Regions from separate parts of the Homo sapiens genome. Here region 2 is linked to region 1. A link is an interaction called in ENCODE POLR2A ChIA-PET data of the cell type or tissue named here. Cell type or tissue: OCI-LY7. All regions are shown on one strand. Links, peaks and the distances in the headings refer to the core of each region. The heading gives the core; the rest is flanking DNA. Region 1 overlaps CKAP5 (cytoskeleton associated protein 5). Region 2 overlaps CSTPP1 (centriolar satellite-associated tubulin polyglutamylase complex regulator 1).

What was found. ChIA-PET counts read pairs that join two places held together with the same protein. Peaks named below come from ENCODE experiments on the same cell type or tissue, not always from the same donor. Only the 100,000 strongest peaks of a DNase experiment are listed, where the experiment ranks them.
Region 2: POLR2A ChIA-PET joins it to region 1 with 17 read pairs; 4 of 35 experiments call an interaction of 5 or more read pairs at or near these places.

Annotation. Positions count from the first base shown.
Region 1 is chr11:46,807,571-46,810,374 of GRCh38, forward strand. CKAP5 (cytoskeleton associated protein 5) reads right to left here. Exons shown (of 44, transcript NM_001008938.4): 6 at 2,172-2,304; 7 at 1,830-1,930; 8 at 461-574. Among named protein-coding and RNA genes, the nearest start is that of CKAP5, 37 kb to the right of the region's middle. In OCI-LY7, for the core only: CTCF peaks have their summits at 1,431 (motif pointing left) and 1,635; a DNase peak (open chromatin) is centred at 1,421.
Region 2 is chr11:47,159,711-47,162,514 of GRCh38, forward strand. It overlaps CSTPP1 (centriolar satellite-associated tubulin polyglutamylase complex regulator 1), which reads left to right. Exons shown (of 9, transcript NM_024113.5): 8 at 1,417-1,480; 9 at 1,754-2,537. The coding sequence ends at 1,928. Among named protein-coding and RNA genes, the nearest start is that of ARFGAP2, 16 kb to the right of the region's middle. RefSeq lists silencers at 1,348-1,642, 1,393-1,559. In OCI-LY7, for the core only: CTCF peaks have their summits at 1,500 (motif pointing left), 1,701, 1,901 and 2,100; DNase peaks (open chromatin) are centred at 1,117, 1,501 and 2,021; H3K27ac peaks cover 1,310 bases.

The sequences.
Region 1 (2,804 bases), core at 116-2,615:
TTTCCTAAAAATGTTTATCTCTTACTTAGTACTTGTCTGTTTCAGAACTGACCTCATATTCGTATACTCTTTACATACTGATACAAAGTAGTGTGTTATCATTTGCTATCTTCATGTTTAATATTTGTCCAATTAAATACAGCTAACTTAAATAGCTCATCCTATAGAATTATAAAACTGGAAAATGTAGTTCTAGATCAGCAACTCTCTTTTCCTAGAGAGTTACAGAAGCTATCAAATAGCATACCTAAAGTCAAAGTGACAAAAAACAAAGATTGAAAATGAAACTAACCCACAACAGGAATTTAAAACAACCCTTTAAAAATGTATGTCTGTAATTCAAATACCATCAGTAATGTTCCTTAAGTGGCAATGTATGTGTAATTAAAAAGATGACTGATGAGAAATTCAAAGGCCTGATGGCTGTTACAATACCAGTACTGCAAGTCCTCATATTTACCTTCTTTAATGCTTTTACTAAATCTGCATAATCGCCAGCTTCCAGTTTGGGGTTTTTTATTAGTACTTCTACAGACTCCAGGGCCTCTTTTCTCTCTTGCCATTTTTTTGCCTCCTGCAAGATACAATATGAGTCATTTGTAACAGGAAATAAGAGAGCGGAATAAAAGTCTATTTATTGCACTCTGCTAATTCAAAGATACATAATTTTTTTAAAAAATTATAAAACTGGCCGGGCGCAGTGGCTCACGCCTGTAATCCCAGCACTTTGGGAGGCCGAGGAGGGCAGATCATGAGGTCAGGAGATCGAGACCATCCTGACTAACAAGGTGAAACCCTGTCTCTACTAAAAATACAAAAAATTAGCCGGGCGTGGTGGCAGGCACCTGCAGTCCCAGCTACTCGGGAGGCTGAGGCAGGAGAATGGCATGAACCCGGGAGGCGGAGCTTGCAGTGAGCCAAGATCGCGCCACTGCACTCTAGCCTGGGCGACAGAGCGAGACTCCGTCTCAAAAAAATAGTAATAATAATAAAAAATAAAACTGTGGAGGCAATCAGAACATTTTGTTCATATATATAAATTTTTGTTCATATATAAAAAGTATTTTCATAAGATGTTATAACTAAAGTAATATAATAAACAAACAATGCCATAGACGTTTCATTCTCATTTTCTAGGCAAACGTTAGTAAGCAGATGTCAAACAGAAAACATTAATAGAAAGCATTTCTAGCCCACCCATCTCACAGCAGCACAATTACAGGAGAGGAATTTCTACACTGACAACATTAAAAAGACCAGAAAAGAACAATCACATAACCAACAACCCACTACTACAGTGGTGGTTGGGATAAGACTGTGTTTCTCAACTGGGGATGATTTTGTCTCCTAGGGAACTTCCGGCAATGTTTCAAGACATTTTTGATTGTCATGACTTAGGGAGATGGTATTACTGACATCTAGTGGATAAAAGCCAAAGATGCTGCTAAACATCATACAATGCACAGGACAGCTGACAAAAAATGTCAACAGTGCTAAGGTCAAGAAACCTTGGGGTAAAGTAGTGGCAGTAGAAACGGAGAAAGGGGAGGAATCCGGAGCTCTTTAGTGTTAAAAACCAGAGAGAAAATTAGAAAAAGGAAGTCAAGAATGTTCTGGTTTTATGGCAAGACATGTTTTAAAAAAGTGCTATAATATATATATGTACAAAGTAGTGTGGGAGCAAAGAGGAAGAAGCAACTAACTCACTCTACTAGGGAAGATATGGGATGGAAGGGGGTGCATCAGGCAAGGGCTCAGCAGAGTATTCTAATTCTATTCAAGTAATTATTTTACAAGAAATAAATGAAAGAAGTTTAACTATTACTTACAATTTTGTCATAAAAGTCTTTGGGAAGTTTGGAAAGGATTTCTACAGCTTCTAAAAGCTCATAAGCATCTATTTGTGGCACCTCATCACCATCATCACCACCTTTAAGGAGAAAAACAACACAAACCTTAAAAATGCTTAGAATTGTTTTACTTATCAGTTATCAGTCCTTTCACAACCCTGATGAAATTTTAATAGAGAAGGGACCAGAGTTATTAAAGCTACATGCAACTTATATTTTATTAAAGGCAATCCTACAAAATATGCCTAATGAACACAGATTCTCATGGCAGTGCCAGTTCTTGCTAATTTTTGCAGAAACCGGTGTTTAAAATTGGCTTACCTCCTTCAGCATCTCCACCAGCAGACTGTTGTTGTTCCAATTTAGCTTCTAGTTCTTGTTGGGAACGAAGAAATCGAGTAGGTCTAGGAGCACTTGTTGGCAGTTTGACCCATTCTTCTTCTAGTTCTTTCAACTGCAAATGTCATATAATATTTAAATAATATCTGCATCTCCACCATTAGTTAACATACTTAATACTTACATTTATTGACATATCAGGACCCAATTTCTTTCTTTTTTTTTTATTGGAGACAGAGTCTTACTCTGTCACCCAGGCTGAAGTGCAGTGGTATGATCTTGGCTCACTGCAACCTCCACCTCTTGGGTTCAAGCAATTCCCGTGCCTCAGCCTCTCGAGTGGCTAGGATTACAGGTGTGCACTACCACATCCGGCTAATTTTTGTATTTTTAATAGAGATGAGGTTTCACTATGTTGGCCAGGCTGGTCTTGAACTTCTGACCTCAGGTGATCCTCCTGCTTCAGCCTCCCAAAATGCTGGGATGACAGGTATAAGCCACCGTGCCTGGCCTCTAATTTCTTATTTATGTGGCTCTACCAGGGCAAACAAGAAAGATTCATTCATTCATTCATTGAGAGACAGGGTCTCAACTCTTTTGCCCAGGCTGGACAAT
Region 2 (2,804 bases), core at 230-2,729, 350 kb after region 1:
TAAAAAGGACACTGGCTGGGTGTGGTGGCTCACGCCTGTAATCCCAACACTTTGGGAGGCCGAGGCGGCGGATCACCTGAGGTCAGGAGTTCGAGACCAGCCTGGCCAACATGGAGAAACCCCGTCTCTACTGAAAATACAAAATTAGCCAGTTGTGGTGGCACATGCCTGTAATTCCTGCTACTGGGGAGGCTGAGACAGAAGAATCACTTGAACCAGGGAGGCGGAGGTTGCAGTGAGCCAAGATCGCATCATTGCATTTCAGCCTGGACAACAAGAGCGAAACTCCATCAAATAAATAAACACTAATAGCCAGACATGGTGGCTCCACCTGTAATCCCAGCATTTGGGGAGGCTAAAGCAAGAGGATTGCTTGAGCCCAGGAGTTAATGACCAGCCTGGGCAATATAGGGAGAACCCCGTCTCTTTAGAAAAAAAACAAAAATTAGCTGGGTGTGGTGGCATGTACCATTGGTCTCAGCTACGCAGGAGGCTGAGGTGGGAAGATCGCTTGGGCATGGGAGGTCGAGGCTGCAGTGAGCCATGATCACTGCACTCCAGCCTGGGTGACAAAGCAAAACTCTGTCTCAAAAAAAAAAAAAAAAAAAAAGTCACTCTCATTCAACCACTTTTACTGCACACTAACATTGGGTGGTTGGATGGAATGGGAGACAGAAAGAAGCATGTGGTCTCAGGCCTCACCTGCATCTCCAGCGTATGAAATAGAAATCCGGAGATACACTGGTTGACGCGTCACGGAGGTCAGCCCTGTTCCCTTAGTCCCCAGGGCACCCCACAAATGAGAGGGTTCTATGAGATGTACTTTGAAAACCACTAACTTAGGGCAAGAGGGGCCAGGAGGCATCATCTGAAAAAGATTTGGAAAAAGGGGAAATCTGCCTGTGCCGGGTTAATTCTGGCCCTGACCCAGCCTTCTCCTCTTGCCCCTGGGATCCTCCTTGGAGAAGCAGAGGCAGCATTTTTTTTTTAACCATCTGTCTCCAAAGTGGGGTCATCCTGATTTAGGGACACAAAATTAGGTAATGTCTGACCTTTGGGCTTAGCCTGGACCATATCCTTTTCAGCCCAGTACCTGAGGCCTCAAGAAGGAACTCAACTCCCAGCACCAGGTCACAACCACCACCTGGTGTTGGAAGGGGATCACCACACTCCTTGGCTGTGGTGTCTGCCCCAGGCAGGGAAAGTAGGCAGTGGGATTCAATAAATGTATCAAGCAACAGCGAGCACCTTCCTGCTCCGTGACTGTTCTTGGCCCCTCTAGCAGTCCTCAGATCTTTAGATCGGCCCTCGCAGGGTCAGCAGAACAGGCAGCCGTGAAGGTGAGGGGCATGGAGGAATCTGTTGCCTGGCTGAAGGGCCCTCAGATTAACTACTGTGCCCCCAATGATCTCCTAGGAGCTTTGCCTGACAAGGGGGATCTGATGCACGACCCAGCAATGGATGAAGAGCTGGAACGGCTGTAAGTGTCAAGTGGGAGGATACTGCCCCCTTGTGGGGGCCAGACGGGTCGGACACGGCTGTGCCCCATCTGGGGCCAACACCACTTGTCTGTAACATCCCACATCTGCCAGGGAAGGGTCTGGGGGCCAGTGGAGGCCTGAGGTGTCCCTCCCTCTGAGTCCTTTGGGGGCTGCAGCCCAGGGGTTTACCCTAGTGTTAAGAGTGGGCATGGAGGCCCTGCTCTCTGTACAGGAGGCCTCTCGCTGCCCTCCAGGCTTCTTCCCTTCTTCAGGCTGGCCCAGGTCCCAGGCCTGGTCAACTCGGTCACAGCCAGTCCAGAGGCCAGTTGCCTGCCTTCCCGGACCCCTCCCCGGGTTGGCTCTCCCTGGAGACCTCTCCATCATTCCCGAAAAGTGGATGGAGAGAGTGATGGCTCCACTGAAGAGACAGACGAGTCGGAGACTTGAGGAGTCCAAAGGGTCCTGCCCACAGCGCCCTGTACCTGCTCCCACCCAGCCCTTGGTGTGCCCACCCAGCCTCCTCTCCAGCACCTTGCTGTGCTGCCCTCTGCTGCTGACAAGGTGAATAACAGCCCCAAGACCAGCCAGAGGGGCTCTGATGATCAGCCCAGCCAGTGGCCCCGGAAGGTGAATGGCCTGCTCTCCCTGGCCCTATCAGCCTGTGAACTTCACTTAGGCCCCAAGCTGACAGACTGTGCTGAGGCCACCTTGTCACGCCGTAGCCTGTTAGTCCTCCTAACCTCTTAAGAGCAGTCTCTTCTGAGCCAGCCTCTGCGGGTCCCCCAATAAGGTTCATCTCCTCACAGCAACTCCATTAAGGGGGAGAACCCGAATAGCCACGCAGGGCCTTGCACCATCAAGGGTGACACCTGCGACGCAAGTACCAGGAGGACATAACCGCTGTGGCCTGTTGGAGAACAGCCAGTAGCCTTGGTAATATGAAGGGTGGGCCAGAAGATGATTTCACTTGCAAAAACTGCTTCAAGTCTTGACCCCTTTGTGTCTAATAGCTAAACAAACATGTGAAACGAATAAAAAGTCCCTCATGTCTGGTAACTGGTGAGTCTAAAGCTCCTAGGCTGAGGGGAGAAGGGAGAGGGGGAGTTTGGGTTTTCGGTGCTTTTCTGGTAGGACTAGGAGGTAGGCCAGTGGCCCACTCAGACCTGGGGACCTGCCTCAGACAACGAGCAGAGGGGCCTAGCTTCGCACAAGAGCAACCTTCCAGAGGAAAAGTGCTCACAGCTGGAACGGCCTTCAGGAAACAGGTTCAGAGGGTTCAAGGCCAGGTTCCCATAACTTTAAAGACCGTGGCCATAAAGGGTT